Linked DNA regions of Mus musculus: region 2 is linked to region 1. A link is a loop called in an ENCODE intact Hi-C map of the cell type or tissue named here. Cell type or tissue: left cerebral cortex. All regions are shown on one strand.

Region 1 (8,000 bases):
AGGCGATGCTTGTGAAAAGGCCGTTTGCCCCTTTTCACTGAGAATCCCTGTTCTGAAGTAGAGAGGCTGAGGAGCCCAGGCTCCTCAACAAGAGAGCAGCCCTACACTGAGCTGGACCATCTGAGCTAAGCACACAGACCTGCCTTGTTTCCAATCTGACACAGACCTTACTCCTTAATGCTTTTTCATCTCCAATGAAGAGTTTTGGTGGCTGCAGTTAAGTACACATCCAAATTTGGCTTTTCCACACCAAATGGTTGAGCTGCCCTGCTCAAATAGTTTGGATTACTGCTTAATCAAATGTAAGGGATACACACTCCAGTTTTATAAACATCATAAATACACACACACAAAAGTAACCCTAAGACCTATTATAAGCTTGGCTCCTGATCTGCATGATGGCTTGGCCCAACTGCACTCTCATAAACTAGATTGAGAAAAGTACTCTACATGTAGTCTTAATTTGCAGATAGTATATATTAAGTGACCCAAAAAACTCCACCCGAACACTCCTAGAGCTAATAAACCATTTCAGCAAAGTAGCTGCATACAAAATTAACTCACAGAAAGAAATTTATATATGAATGACAGAGAAAGAAATCAGGGAAATGATATCTTTCACAATAGCATGGAATAATATAAGAAATCTTGCATAACTTTAACCAAGCAAGTGAAAGAGTTTTTTGATAAAAGCTTTAAGGCACCAAAGAAAGAAACTGAAGAAGATACCAGAAGATGGAAAGATTCCCCCATGCTCATGGATTGGTAGAATATAGTAAAAATGGCCACCTTACCAAAAGCAATCTACAGATTTAATGCAATTTCCATACATATTCCAATTATTCACAGATCTTAAAAGGACAATTCTCAGCTTCGTATTGAAACACAAATAAACCCAAGAAAGCTAAAACAATCCTGGACAATAAAAGAACTGCTGGAGGTTTCATCATTCCCAATTCCAAGTTGTACTACAGAGCTATCTAATACAAACCACATGGCGTTGGCACAAAACCAGAGACTGATCAATGGATGAAACTGAAAACCCAGATGCAAACACAGACCTATGGACATTTAATTTTTTATAAAGAAACCAGAAGTACACACTAGAAAAAAGGATGCATCTTCAGCAAATGGTGCTGGTCCAACCGGATACCTGTATGCATAAGACTCCAATACTCATCACCCCACAAAGCTCAACTCTAGATGGGTCAAAGACCTCAACATGAAACCAGATACACTGAATCTGATAGAAGAGAAAGTGGGGAATAGCCTTGAGCTCATTGGCACAGGAAAGGAATTTCTAAACAGAACACTGTTAGCATGGGTACTAAGATCAACCCATGGATCTGAAAAGCTTCTGTAAGGCAAAGGACACCGTCATTCAGACAAAATGCAGACGATAGAACTGGGAAAGATTTTCACCAACTCCACGCCTGACAGAGGGCTAATACCTAAACCATATAAAGAATTCAACACACTAGGTGTCAACAAACCAAATAATCCAATTTTTCAAAATGGGATACAGATCTAAACAGAGAATTCTCAACGGGGGAAACGTAAAGTGGCAGAGAAACACCTTAAGAAATGTTTGGCATCCTTAGCCATCAGGGGAATATAAATCAAAATGACTTTGAGATTCTATTTTCTGCCTGTCAGAATGGCTGAGTTCAGTAACACAAGAGACAGCCTCATGCCGGTGAGGATGTGGAATAAGAGGAGCACCCATGCACTGTTGGGAGGAGTGTGAATTCACACAGCCGCAGTGGTAATCAGTGTGGTGGTTCCTCAGGAAGATGGGGATCTACCTCAAGACTCAGCTCTACCACTCTTGGGCACATATCCAAAGGGTGCTTCCTCCTACCGCAGTGACACTCGTTCAGACATGTTCATAATTCCTAGATGTCTCCCTAAAGAAGAATGGATAGAGAACGTGTGGAACGGTTTACACAGTGAGTATTACTCAGTCATTAAGAAGAATGCCATTTGCAGGTAAATAGAATTAGAAAGAGTTTATCCTGAGCGAGGCACAGTGATGGAGGACAGATGCTGACACACAGCATGCACAGGGTCCTCTGGGTGTATATTACGGCTTCCAGAATGGGAGAACAAGTGGGTCTCTGGCTGTGCCTTCTCTGGCTCCTTTCCTTATCGTTACCATTCCTTAGAAGCTTATTCTTTTCTAATGAGAGACAGAAAGGGGGATCAGAATGCAAGGGGAGGTGGGAAGGAACTGGGAGGAGCAGAGGGAGGGGAAATTATAATCAGGTTGTATTATAGGAGGGGGAAAATCTGCTTCCAATAAAAGGGGGCGGCATGAAACTATTTTATCCGAATTGCCCAGATGCAGCACCTGAGTTGAGTGAATTAGTAAGCAGGACCTGGGGTGGGGCTAAAGGCAAGCAAGTTAATAAGCTGACCCTATAGCCTAAACCCTTATTTGAATAAGCTATTTTAATTGGGTTTGTAGCTGGGCAGAAGGCCAAAGTAACTCACTCATTTTACTGACTTGACTATGAAGCCTAAAACGAAAATTTCCAGTGAGCTATTTTTAATTTAAAACAGCTCTTGCCCTAAAAATTAATCACTAAGGAGATAGGCAAGACAAAACAGTCTCAGGTAGAACAATTACTTTCATTAAAAAAAATCTCAGAAATATTAACATTATTCCCACCTATAAGTTCAGAAAATGAACTCCTTGACAGAGGTCTAGGTTAGAAAGAGGCATATAAATGAGACTGTGGGGAGTTTTGTAAGGGTTTCAGTGTTGGCAACAGGATGTTATAGCAGAACCACACAATGTAATGCTATCAGTCATTTAAAATACAGGAGATCAAGTCAAGTTTCAGGTGAGGATATTATTAGTAAACCTGGTTGGCAGAGGAAAAAAAAAACACTATCTCTGTGAGTATTAAAAAAAAGAAGCTTTCAGATATAGACATGCATGATTCCATTAATTTAGCCGTGAGGATGTAAACACAGGTCCTAAACAAACCATTGGAGCCATGGGAATGAGAGCTCGGACTTTGACTTGTGGTTTGCCCACCCCACCCCACCCCCCAGCACAGGCAACTAAATAAAATGCTGTCACTGGAGAGAGAACTAATAACGCTCTTAAGTGTCTGCGTTGAGTCCTTGTGGACTCGAGTTCATCGCAGTTAGTCAAACAAACAAACCAAAACAAAAACCAAACAGCAGCTACAACTTCTGAGTCCTCCGCAAGTCTGGGAAGCTGAGAGAAGGCGTGGCTTGCTGGGTTTTCTGGGCTCCCGTGCTAAGCAGGCAGTATCCGCTTCCCCTTACAAAGCGCTCTCTCAAGTGCTCCAGATCTTGGGCACTGGGTCCAGGAGGAATCCAGGACCGTTCTCGCCAAGCTCAGCGCTGGAAACCGTCCGCTTCCTTCCTCCACAATCTCCACTGCCAGCTTCCCTGTTCACATTAAGCTGCCCAGGCTTTATAGAGCACACCCCTGCGGTGGACGCGGCGGCACTTGGCTGGGAGAGCTGGGATGCTTCTAAACCGTCATCAAGTGCCAACTTATCTACAGTCAGTGCTCCGGCAAACGTCAACCCTAGTTGCTAGTTCCCAAAATGGACAGGTTGGCCTGGAAACAATAGACAAGGTACACACACGTACACACCGGAGACAGAGAGAGTGCGCCAGAGAGAGAGAGAGAGAGAGAGAGAGAGAGAGAGAGAGAGAGAGAGAGAGAGAGAGAGAGAGAGAGAGAGAGAGGGAGGAGAGAGAGAGAGACAGACAGAGAGAGAGAGAGAGAGAGAGAGAGAGAGAGAGGAGAGGAGAAAGACAGACAGACAGATGGAAACAGTGAAATGCCATTCGCCTCTTAGGGCCTTCAAGTGCGCTGGAGGGCACCGGAACTCTGGAAGGTTCCTTGGCAGATCTGCGGATGGTGGCTGGACTTACCTTACAGGGAAACAGAACTGCCGAGGCGACCTTCTCCATAGCCAGGTTCCTGATGCTGGGCGTTAGGGCGCCCCTGCACGTCGGGCAGCAGCTTAACTTCTGGCGGCATTGGTTACACACCAGGTGCCCGGCCTGGCACTGCAGAATGGGGGGCAGGACATAGTCAAAGCAGACCGGGCACTCGAAGAGCGAGGTCAGCTCGTGGTGCTGCGGGGACACCGGGTCGGCCCCGCCGCCGGCTCCGGGGCCTGAGATCACCGCTGCCGCGGCGGGCACCGCGGACGAGCCGGGGCCCGCTGCCGAGATGGTGGCGGCGGCCGGGGGCGCAGCCGGGGACGGGGCGTGCGGGGTCTGAGGCGGCGGCGGCTGCTTGCTGCAGGGTTTGTTAGCGCTGGGGCCGGTGGAGGACGGGCGGCTCATCGCGCTCCGAGCCCACCATGGACCTGCGGGCGTCTGCCTGCCGCGGGGCCGCCCGGGTTAAGGCGGTGCGCGCCCCGCGGGTGGCGGGCTCCGGGGCAACGCCACGGCGCCCAGCCCGGGGGACCCAGCGCGGACCCGACCGGCACCGGGAGGGCGGGGACCGGACCGCGCCGATCCTCTCGGCGGCACCCGGATGGTCGTCGCTCTCGGGGCTCGCGGCCGTGCGGTGCCCTCCTCCGGCGGCGTTCTGGTGCGCAGAGCCCTGGCCCACTCGCTTCAGGAGCGGCAGCTGACGCAAGCCCCGGGGGCGCGCGCGGACGTGACGCTAAGACACGTGTGCGGCCGACCCGGCACTCAGGGACTGGCAGAGCCACCCTGCGGCCCGCGCAGCTCCGCCCGACCCAGCTGGCAGCGCCCGAGCGGTTTCCTCGCTGGGAGCCCTTGAATGAGTCGATCGCCGCCGCGTGGGGTCGCTTCTCTGCGACAGTGGAAGCCGGCAGCCCAGGGAAAGGACGTAGCCCGAGTCTCCCGACCCTTCCCAGGGGACCTACGCCGACCCGCACCGACTCCAGCTAGAAGGGCAACTGCTGGCCCGGCGTGGGCGTGGAGGGCGCGCGAGTGCGCCGGGGGCGGGGCGGGGCTGGGCGGGGCGGGGGGCGGGGCTCGGAATCCCACGTTTCTTTTAGCCATTGACGCGCTGGAGCAGCTGGCGATCAGGCTACTCGGCCGGTAGCTTGACACGCGGGGGCGGGACCCGGAGTCGGGCGGGAGCCGCGCGAAGGCCTCGGGTGTGGCCCGGCAGTTAGGTACGAGGGTGGGCTCTTCAGTGGTTGGGACCTTAACGCTAGGTTTTCCTTCGAAAGCCCACTGGCGAAAGCTTCTTGGAATTGGCCGCCTCTGATTGAGAGAACCTGAACCTCTTTGACAACTCTGACTCGATGGAGAATTAAAACCTCCAAGGAATACCATACACGTGGGTTGGGTTTGTGAGGCCCCAAATGACAGGAGACCCTCTGGTGCCTGAGTCCTTAACGTCTAGTCCTGGTCCAAACCTTAGGCTTTTAGCTTACTTACCTGGGGCTTTGGGAAGAAGGAAATGGGTGAGGTCAACCTACCCCTTACCAACCCTCAGCTTGACAGGATTGGTGCTGGATTCTTCCTGAGTTGTCTTTGTACACCCGACATATGGAAAGTCTCTAAGATCCCCATCTTAGAGGTGTAAAAGGCACCCACGGGAGCTGGAGGGACGCCTCAACATACTACTCTTAGAGGACCAGACTTTGGTCCCCAGCACCCACAACTGCCTGTAACCCCAGCTCCAGGGGATCTGATACCATTTGGTACCAGTACACATTATATACACACATGCCCATAAATAAAAATAAACCTTAAGTGTGGTGGGGGTGGGACAGGGGACATCTACAGCCTACCTTCCGGTCTAGCAATAAGAGAACTCTCCGAGGGTTCCCCTAGTCTCAGTAAAACTTATTTCCAGGTACTCTTCACCATTCAGAACCCCAGAATTAGAGAGCGCCTGAGAGTTTGGAGTGAACCGTATAATGGACATACCCTGCACACAATTGCTATGGCAAGCGTTTTATGCCTGAACTGATGACACTGGAATTGGAAAAAGCTAGTATTGATACTCTTTGTAGGAAAACAGAGATTAGTCAGGATAGGGTAAAATAGTGCCCTGTGACTTCGAGCGAAATTCTTTTTAATATCCTGACTTAGTTTGTGACTGTCTTGTGTGCACACGTGGAGGTCAGAGGACAGGTTTGTGGGAGTCGACTTTCTCAAGTTGGCAGGCTTGATGCAGGCACCACTACCCTCCTGAGCCACCTTCCTGGCTCCAGTCTCCTACTCTGTAAAAGTGAATTTAAACAATTTGAGTTTCTCTGTGCCATTCTTGTAGAACCTCATCCATCATAGCCACCTTGTAAATGATAGCCGTAGTTTAAAAATAACAGTGAATATTTATTATTAGAGTCAATGAATAGAATCTGCTCAAAGAAAAAAAAACAAAGTTAAATTTTGTAATCTAGAAAGACTTCATGAGTAACTGGGTTATCTAAAGTTGTAGAGAAAAACTTAGTGATACATGCCACCTAATCACCCTGCAAATATTCCCTTTGTGTATGCCAGCCACTGTCCTGAGAAGAGTTCTTACTCATTTAAATTCTAGGACAGAAGCAGGAGTGGTAAACCGCTCAGGCAGGGCAAAGGATCTCCGAGGTTTGGGAAATGTCCAGACTGCAGGCCTATAAACTCAGCTCCTTAGGGGTGCTGAGTGAGAAGGATGCTAAACTCAAAGGCTACCTGAGTTACAAAGTGACTTCAAGGCCGGCATGAACAACTTAGTGATACTGTCTACAGTTGAAAAGAAAGGCTAGGGGTGTAGCTTAGTGGCATGGTGTTTGTCTGGCTTATGCAAGGTCTTAGGTTCAATTCCTAGTAATTCGAAAAGGGAAAAGAATACAGTGGGGGTTTGGGGGGTGGAAAGACTGTGAAAAGTGGATGCACACAGAGGATGTATTACAGATGGACTGGCACTTGGTGTGTGTAGTGGGAGTGTTACATACACTAGCTATGTATGAAACTAGTATATGGACAGCTAACAAAGGAATAAGGCATCTGCCTCCGATTCACCTTGGGTTTTGTTTTTGTTTTTTCAAGACAGGGTTTCTCTGTGTAGCCCTGGCTGTCCAAGAACTCACTCAGTAGACCAGGCTGGCCTCGAACTCAGAAATCTGCCTGCCTCTGCCTCCCAAGTGCTGGGATGAAAGGGGTGTGCCACCACTGACCAGCTCACTGTGGCCTTTTTTTTTTTTTTTAAAGCCCTGTAATATACTGAACTTGAACTTCTAGATTGGTGCTATGGGGACTATAAAATAGTATTTATTGAGCACCCACTATATGGGTAAAATGGGTTTTTAGATTTCCAGGCACGTCATAGGGTGGATACTATGGTTATAGTCGAGGAAACAGAGGCATAGGGAGTTTGGTTTGCTCAGATTCACAGAGCCAAGATGGCTGGAACCTGCTCCAGAGCTCGTATCTTATCTGACTCCTACTTTGCTAAGATGAGGTGATTAGCTCACTCACCATAAAAAGAAATCAGCTCCAGAGACCATAATGAAGTGCTGCCCTGTGTAGGCAGTCGTCATTCATTCTTAGCTGGTCTGAACAGGAAAGTATTCTGTTTATTCATTGTTCACCTCTGTTGGGCACACACAAAAAATGGTAGGAAATAAAAGCACCCACGGTCTCACCTTTATTGGAGAGAATATATATATATATATTCAAGTTAGAACCCTAGCAGTTGGAATTTATGACAGACTGCATTCCCTTGTCTCTCTGACCTCTGTCCTCTGTCAGAGACTCCCCATTTCCAGAGTTTGAGAATGTTTGCTGCAGAAGTGGGGTCTTTGCTTTGGCCATACTGACAAGTTCTAGCAGGTTCTGATATTTCAAAATGAAGTATGGTTTCAGAGGCTGCTGAAAAAGAAAAGAAAAGAAAAGAAAAGAAAAGAAAAGAAAAAGAAAAGACCCTAAAACAAAAGCAAACAAAAAACCCAGGAAAAATAATTCTTCACTAAGTGAATTTGGTTACTAAAGCTACAACTCTTACCCTGGCAGATGACTCACCTGGTGTAGAG
Region 2 (8,000 bases), 93 kb after region 1:
CATGAAGGGGTATTGGATTTTGTCTGAGGCCTTTTCTTTGTCTAATGATTATATAAGTGGTTTTTGTCTTTTAATTTGTTTATCAATTTTCATATGCTGAACCATCCCTGCATTCCTGGGATGAAGCCTATTTGCTCATGATGGATGATCTTTTAATTTAACTTTGGTAAGTGGAATGTTTCAAGAAAATTATCCTTTTCTTTTAGATTTTCCAATTCGATTGACTACAGCTTTTTATTTATTTATTTATTTTTTATTTTTAATATTGTTTTTATTTTTTTTCCATTTTTTATTAGGTATTTAGCTCATTTACATTTCCAATGCTATACCAAAAGTCCCCCATAGCCACCCACCCCCACTCCCCTACCCACCCACTCCCCTTTTTTGGCCCTGGCGTTCCCCTGTACTGGGGCATATAAAGTTTGCGTGTCCAATGGGCCTCTCTTTCCAGTGATGGCCGCCTAGGCCATCTTTTGATACATATGCAGCTAGAGTCAAGAGCTCCGGGGTACTGGTTAGTTCATAATGTTGTTCCACCTATAGGGTGACTACAGCTTTTTAAAGTATGTCCTTAGCTTTCTGTAAATTTTGATCCGTGTCTGTTGTTACTTTCCCCTTTTCATTCCTGATTTTGTTAATTTGAATATTTTCTCACCACATTGTAGTTAATTTAGATAAGGGCTTGTCAATCTTATTGATTTCCTAAAAGAATCAAGTCTTTGTTCCATTGATTCTTTGTAATGTTCTCTTTGTTTTCACTTTATTGATTTCAGCCCTAGGCTTGATTATTTCTTTGCATCTACTTCTTTTGGGTGTGATTTCTTCTTTAAATTCTAGAGCCTTTAGGTGTGCTGTTAAGTTGCTGGTATGAGATCACTCCATTTTCTTTATGTAGGCACTTAGTGCTGTGAACTTGCATCTTAGAGCAGCCTTAATTGTGTCTGATAAGTTTGGGTATGTTGTGCATTCATTTTCATTCAATTCTGGAAAGTCTTTAATTCCTTTCTTGACCCATTTTTCATTCAGTAGAAAATTGTTCAGTTTCCATGAGTTTTGTAAGTTTTCTGCTGTTTCTGTTGTTACTGATATCAAGATTTAATCTGTGGTGGTCTGATAGGTGCATGGTGTTATTTCAATTTTCTTGTATCTGTTGGAGCTTGCTTTAGATCTGAGTATGTGGTCAATTTTTAGGGGAAAAATATCTCATGAGATTCAGAGAAGAAGGTGTATTTTGTACTTGGGTGAAATATTCTCCAAATATCTGTTAGGTCCATTTGGTTCATAACATCTGTAAGCTCTAACATTTCTCTGTTTATTTTTTGTCTCTATGACCTGTCTATTGGTGAGATTGGGGTTTTGAAGTCTCCCACTATCGGTGTCCAGTGTCAAAATGTAATTTAAGCTACTGTAGTGTTTCTTTGACAAACTTGGGTGCCTTTGTACTTGGGACAAAGATATTATGAATTGCAATATCTTCTTAGTGGACTTTTGCTTTGATGAATATGTAGTGGCCTTTCCTATCTCTTCTGATTAGTTTGAGTTTAAAGTCTATTTTGTTAGATATTAAAATGGCCACACTAGCTTTCTTTTTAGGCCCATTTGCTTGGAATATCTTTCCAACCCTTTAACCTGAGATACTGTCTATTTTTTGATGTGGACGTGTGGTTTTTGGATGCAGCAGAAGGATAGCTACTGTTTTTGTATCCATTCTGTTAGTCTCTGTCTTTTTATTGGGAAATTGAGACCAGACCGCTGGTGGTCTCAATGGCCAATGATTGTTGATTCCTGTTATTTTGTTGGTGGTGTTGACTGTGTGTATGTGTTTTCCTTCTTTTGACTTTGCTGGTCTGAGGTTATTTATTCCCTGTGTTTTCATGGTTGTAGTTAACCTCTTTAGACTGGAGTTTTCCTTCAAGAAATTCTTATAGGGCTGGATTTGTAAATGTTGCGTAAGTCTGGATTTATCATAGAGTGTTTTATTTTCTCTCTCTATGGTGACTGAAAGTTTTGATGGGTATAGGTATCTGGGCTGGTATCTATGGTCTCAGAGTCTGCAGCACATCTCTTCAGGCCCTTCTGGCTTTTAGAGTCTCCATTGAGAAGTCAAGTGTAATGCTAATAAGTCGGACTTTATTTGTTACTTGGTTTTTTTTTTTTTTTTTTTTTCCTCTCAGTGTTTACTTTTCCTTCTTTTGCTTGGTAGGTTTAGCATTTTGATTATTATGTGGCAAGGGGACTTTCTTTTCTGATCTAATCTATTCCATGTTTTATATTCTTGTACTTTTATCTCCTTTCTTCTATGATTTTGTTGAAAATATTTTTCTGTGCTTTTGACTTGTATTTCTCCTCCTCCTTCTCCTCCTTCTCCTCCTCCTTCTTCTTCTCCTCCCTCTATTCCTATTATTTTTAAAGTTGGTCTTTTCATAGTGTCTCAGATTTCTAGGATATTTTGTATCAGAAAGTTTTTAGATGTAGCATTTTTCTTTGTTTATTCTATGTACCCTCAACGACTGAGATTCTCTCTTCCATCTCTTGTGTTTTGTTGGTGAAACAGGCCTTGGCAGATTCCTGTTTGAATTCCTAAATTTCTCATTTCTAGAATTCCTCAGTTAGGGGTTTCTTATTGATTGCACTTTTATTTTCTGGTCTTGAATAGTTTTATTTGCTTTTTATGTTTGTTTTCTTGGACTTATTTAAAGGGCTTATTCATTTCTTCCTACTGTTTTTTGTTTTGTTTGATTTTTTTTTGGATTGCTCTATTCATTTCTCCTTTAAGGGATCCTATCATCTACATACAGGCTGTTTTCAGTCTTTTTCTGTTTGTCAGGTATATTGGAATATCCTGGGCTGGCTGTGGTAGCAGTGTTGGGCTCTACTGGAAGACATATTGCTCCTAGTATTATTGTGTTTTTACAGTGGCATCTGAGCATCTGGGATGTGTATGATTACAGGTCTAGGTGATTTCTGGTTTTGCCTTTGTTTCATAGATGCTTTGTTCCTTGGTTTCTGTTTCCTCTCTGGATTTTAAGAGAATGTGGTGGCTGCGTATTGCCTTGTAGGACATTTTCTATGGACCTAATAGTTGTGGAAGTTTCAGGTCACATGTGCTTTAGGGTATTAGGAGATGACACTTATGGGACTAGGCTCCAGAAAGGTTTACAGAGGGAGGGAGAGTGAAGTGTTCAATCAGGATCTATTTATTTGATCTCCTTGCAAAGGGGATAGACAGTGAAGAGAAGTTCTGTTCCCATGCTGGTGTTGAGACTAGTGGATTGAATCTGTATCCTTGACCTGCTCAGCAGGCATGTGCTCAGGAATGGCTGCTAGCATTGGAGGCTGGGAACATGGGAGGAGAAGATCTTTGTGATCTCCTTGGGATGGGTTCAGAGGGTAAAGGGAGACCACAGCAGGGTGTGAGACTGTGGGGTTAGAGACTGGAGGAGAGGTAGGAAAGGTGAAGATTGCAGATTGGCTACCTGTTCTCCTGACAGGACTTGCCTTTGGGCTAGCTGGAGGTGGTGAGGCTGCTGGCACTAGGGGCTAGAATAAAGCAATGAGTTTGGCAGGGAGGTTGTTGTGTTTTATAAAAAGAAAGAGAAAGAAGGAATATGTTTGGTGGAGGCTCAGTATGGTGTGGGGGAAAGGAGATGCCAGGAAATGCCTCCGTGGGCCCACGCCGAGGCTTCCCGTCCCCCCTGAGAGACCAGCCACAGGATGGCATAGTATGGAATAGAGTTTATTCTGAGCATGGGGAGGGGAGTTGAGTGGGTAGTAGAGACAGAAAAGGGCAGAGAGAAAGGGAGTAGAGGCAGGCTATGAGCATGTGGAAAGCACGTGGAGAAAGGTGGGGGGATGGGGAGAGAGTGTAAGGAGCAGGAGCAAGAGGAGAAGAGAAAGGAGTAGGAGCAAGAGAGCAAGAGAGAGAGGAGTGGGCAAGCAGCCCTTTATATAGTAAGTCAGGTACACCGGGCTGTTGCCAGGTAACTGTGGGGCGGAGCCTAGACTAACTGCCAACAGAGGTGAAAGGGGAGGGTCTGTGGGATCCACAAGAGCTGTGGGCAGGTAGAAGGAGAGGGAAGGCTGCAGCAGGTGGAGGGTTGCAGCGCTGGGACTGGGCATGGAGGGCCTGAGGGAGAGAAGATCTGCAATCTACCTGGTTCCCTGGCAAGGGTGGCTTGTGTAGCAGGGAATGCTTGCAGGGTTTGAGTCTCAGCCCAGTTTTAGAATGTCATGATCAACTCCCAAAGAGACCATAACCAGTTCCAATCCTCCCCCCACACCACATTTCTGCCCTTTCTCCAACCTTAGGAAACAGCCAATCATTGTTTATCCTCTACCTTTGTCTGTTATAGTAATTTAATATATACTAGCTTGTATGATGTGTGGTCTTTCACTTGGCATACTTTTTCAAGGTCATCTATGGGATAGCCAACTACAATGTGGTCATCTACATATGTTATTCCTTTTTATTTCAGAAAATATTCTATTGCATGGGTTTATTGTATTTTAAAAATGCATTTAGTGTGTGTGTATGTCTGTGTGTGTGTAACTTGCTCACCTTTACCTAGATAATTATACTTGATAATCCGATTGAAAATACCACTCTCATAGCACCACCTTGTGGACAGCACTGAAAACACTTTCTTCGTCGTTCAGTTACCGAAGGAAAGAAAATGACACAAAGTTTTGTGGAAGTTTAGCATATACCATCCACCCCAAGTCCTTTTTTGGAAAGATATATGAGATGAATATTTTAAATATGATTAAACTGTAGAGATGAGGGTATGTCTCAGTTGGCAGAGTGCTCGCTTAGCATCCATGAAACACCGGGTCAAATCTCCAACTCTATAAACCAGGCTTGGTGGTACTTGTCTGTAATCCCCACAGTCAGGAGGCAAAGGCACGAGGAGCAGAACCTCAAGGCCAGCCTCAGCTACAGAGAGTTCAAGGCCAGCCTGGATGGGATCCATAAGACCCTATGCCTCATAAATAAGTAAGTTACTAAAGTAATTGGAACTCGATAATCTGAAAATAATGGGTTGAATCTAAACCTGGTCCTCTCTGATTTTTAACACAATCACTTACTAAAACTACCTGTTATTTAGATTGTGTCTGGTGACCACTAATGGTGCCTTAGGGATGTGCGACAGGATGCATTTCTGCAATCTGTTTTTTCATTTATTCTCCTGAAGTCGGGCTTTTTTTTTTCCCTTGAGTGGTAGGGATGGAATGCGATGTGAGACAAATGTTCCACCACTGACCCACACCCCGGATGGACACACAGACTAGTAGCAAGCCAGATGGAAACACCTAGAAGTGTACCACTGCTGCACTTGGGCTTTTCTGACCTCCTCTAGGGTCTGGGCTGTTTGTTTCCACCGTGACTTCTCTTTCACTAGTGCTTGTGTTCTGCTGCTCAGACTGACTCCTGTGGGTTTTTGGGAAGCCTTTCCCCCCACGTAAAATCAGCCTCCCCTTTCTCCTCTCTAAGTTCCTTTTTTCTCTCCTCCTCCTCTCTCCCTCTCTCTCCTCGCTCTCTTTTTCTCTCCCTTGTCTTTCCCTCTCTCCCTTTCCTCTTTCCCAAAGAATGTCAGACCAGAATATTTACAAATGTAAACTTAAACAATTACCATGCTGGAAATGCCTATATTTTATATAAGGTCTGTTTGTCCTCTGAGAGGTCCCTTAGAGGTCTTACATCATGCAAGTTCCTTTGATTTTTATCATGTCCCTCAGCATTGGTTCAGGCCCTGTGAAGTCCAAACTAACTCTAGCCAGTGGGAAGAGAGTCTCCCTCTCCCCTCTGCTCTCTACATACCTACCTTTTCCTCCCTCTTTTTAGCGAGGGAACAAAGTCAGTCTCCGGTAACTGCCCTCAATCTGCTCATATCATCCTCAGCCACACAGTCCTGACAACCATCCAGCTAGTCTCTGCACGCACTCTGGGCTCTTGCCAGTCTGTTTTCACACCAAGGCATTTGTTCAAAATGCAAATCCTGCCAGGCCTATTAAAATCCTTCTAGATCCTCGCGCCCCCTAGTGTAGAATGCCATGTGGTGCCTTGCCTGCCAGTCCAGCTGTTTCTCACCCTCTCTGCACCTTGTTCTCTGCACATCGGTCCTGTTGGCTTCTCCTTTGTTCTGGCAAACCCTCCACAGAGCGTCATACCCACTCGTTCGTCATCCAGCTCGTCACCCAGTTACCTCTGCTCAGCCTAAGCTGACTTCTTAGGAGATGCCTTATCCCAGTTTTTAAAATAAGATTGGCATACCACACTCCCTCCCTTCTAAACACTAACCTCAGTTTTCAGTTTCGAATCAGTGTGGTGGGTTTTCGACTCATGCCATCGTTTCAGGAAAGCATAAACCCCACGAGACGTAGGAGGCGGCTGGTACACGGAAGGAAATGGCCCCTATAGATCCATATTATACACTTGACCCCCAGTTGGGGGCGCTATTTGGGGGAGGTTCTGGAAACTGGGAAATTGCATCAAGGTGGAGGAAGATCACTGACCATGTATCCTTGAAGCTGTGTACTTCCCTGACCCCTTCTAATATCCTGTCCATCTTGATATGAACTTCTCTGTTCGGCTTTAGCTTCCTTACCGTGCTGGAAACCTATGAGACAATGAGCAAAAAAAAAAAAAAAAAAAAAAAAAAAAAAAAAAAAAAAAAAAGAATTCCTTAAGCTGTTTTCAGATATTTTGGTCAAAAATGACACGGAGACTAGAAAAATTGAATGAATGAATGAATGAATGAATGGTAATGTCTCATAGTAATTATGACAGTTGATAATATATACTTATTGTTTCTTATTTATGTTCAAGGTAAGGTTAGGTCCAGGTGTGACTAAAAGTTCTATGATCTGGACAGGGCAATGCAAGTCTCATCCAGTTGCTTTGGGCTGTTTCTGAAAGATGAGGAACCCCACACCTGCCTGCCCCTTGCCTAGTACTATCTGGTCTAGTGACATCAGTAAGCTTAAACTTAAAGAATTGTTTCCATGTTTCTCCTCTGATAGTGTACTATTATTCTGAGTGACATACTAGTCTAGGTTTGTCTTAGGGTTTATAGAGCTGTGATAAAACATCATGACCAAAAGCAACCTGAGGATGAAAGGGTTTATTTTAATTCACAGCTTGAAATCTATCATCAAGAAGTCCAAGCAGTAACTGGAGCAGCAGCCTGGAAGGAAGCAGGAGCCCATGCAGAGGCTACGGAGGAGTGATGCGTACTGGCTTGCTCCCCATGGCTTGTTCAGCCAGCTTTCAAATAGCACTCAGGACTACCTGTCCAGGGACTGCACCACCCACAATGGGCTGGGCCATCCCACATCAATCAATAATGAAGAGAATGCACTAATAAGCTGTGTACAGGGAAGCCTAGAGAGACATTTTCTTAATTAAGAATCCCTCTTCCCAAGTGACTCCAGCTTGTGTCAAACTTGTGTCAAAGTGATGCAAAACTAGACAGAGCAAAGTTGATATTTCAAAAAATAAATACCTCTATCTTCTCATCTTCCCGTCTGCACTTAAAGGTGCAGTCAGCTTAGGTCACTATTCAGACAGAGTAATATATTCAACTCCGTGCAAATAGCCTTTCCTGTGTTTGAGGAGCTGATGGGAGAAAATAATAGTCATTTCCTTCAAAACACAACTTTAAAGGTAAACCAGTAGTCCAGAAAACGGACAGCTTGCGGGAAAGGTTGGAAGTCCCGAGTCAATGTGCTGTTGATGTCGGCATGGTCACGGGAAAATGGCAAAGCCTTTACCCCACTTAGGCTGAGGTTCGGAGGGATGGTGAGGTCTTTCTTTGGTGGCTGGGCAAATGTCAATAGGGCAGAAAATGTCTGTTCTAGTTTTTCTGCCCAGATATTTATGGCCTGAGGAAAGCTCTTCTCCAGAGTCTGCCCCTACCTTGATTGGCTAAATCTGTCTCCTTGACCAGCTGTATAACCAAAACCCTACCTCCTTGTTTATAAGTAAGTAACAGCCCTGCCTC

The links. Hi-C counts contacts between places; a loop is a spot of excess contacts. Peaks named below come from ENCODE experiments on the same cell type or tissue, not always from the same donor. Only the 100,000 strongest peaks of a DNase experiment are listed, where the experiment ranks them.
Region 2: it touches region 1 in a loop (6-fold over the local background); 4 of 42 quality-filtered maps call a loop at or near these places.

The regions. Positions count from the first base shown.
Region 1 is chr3:58,687,475-58,695,474 of GRCm38, forward strand. Siah2 (siah E3 ubiquitin protein ligase 2) reads right to left here and starts at 4,914. Exons shown (of 2, transcript NM_009174.3): 1 at 3,922-4,914. The coding sequence starts at 4,341. 4930593A02Rik (RIKEN cDNA 4930593A02 gene) reads left to right here and starts at 5,115. Exons shown (of 9, transcript NR_045167.1): 1 at 5,115-5,147. In left cerebral cortex, CTCF peaks have their summits at 4,013 and 4,778; DNase peaks (open chromatin) are centred at 2,025, 3,397, 3,984, 4,700 and 3 more places; H3K4me3 peaks cover 3,919 bases; H3K27ac peaks cover 2,268 bases.
Region 2 is chr3:58,780,034-58,788,033 of GRCm38, forward strand. All of the region lies in intron 8 of 4930593A02Rik (RIKEN cDNA 4930593A02 gene), which reads left to right. Among named protein-coding and RNA genes, the nearest start is that of Gm40059, 41 kb to the right of the region's middle. In left cerebral cortex, CTCF peaks have their summits at 4,628 (motif pointing left) and 6,034 (motif pointing left); DNase peaks (open chromatin) are centred at 3,764, 4,605 and 5,986.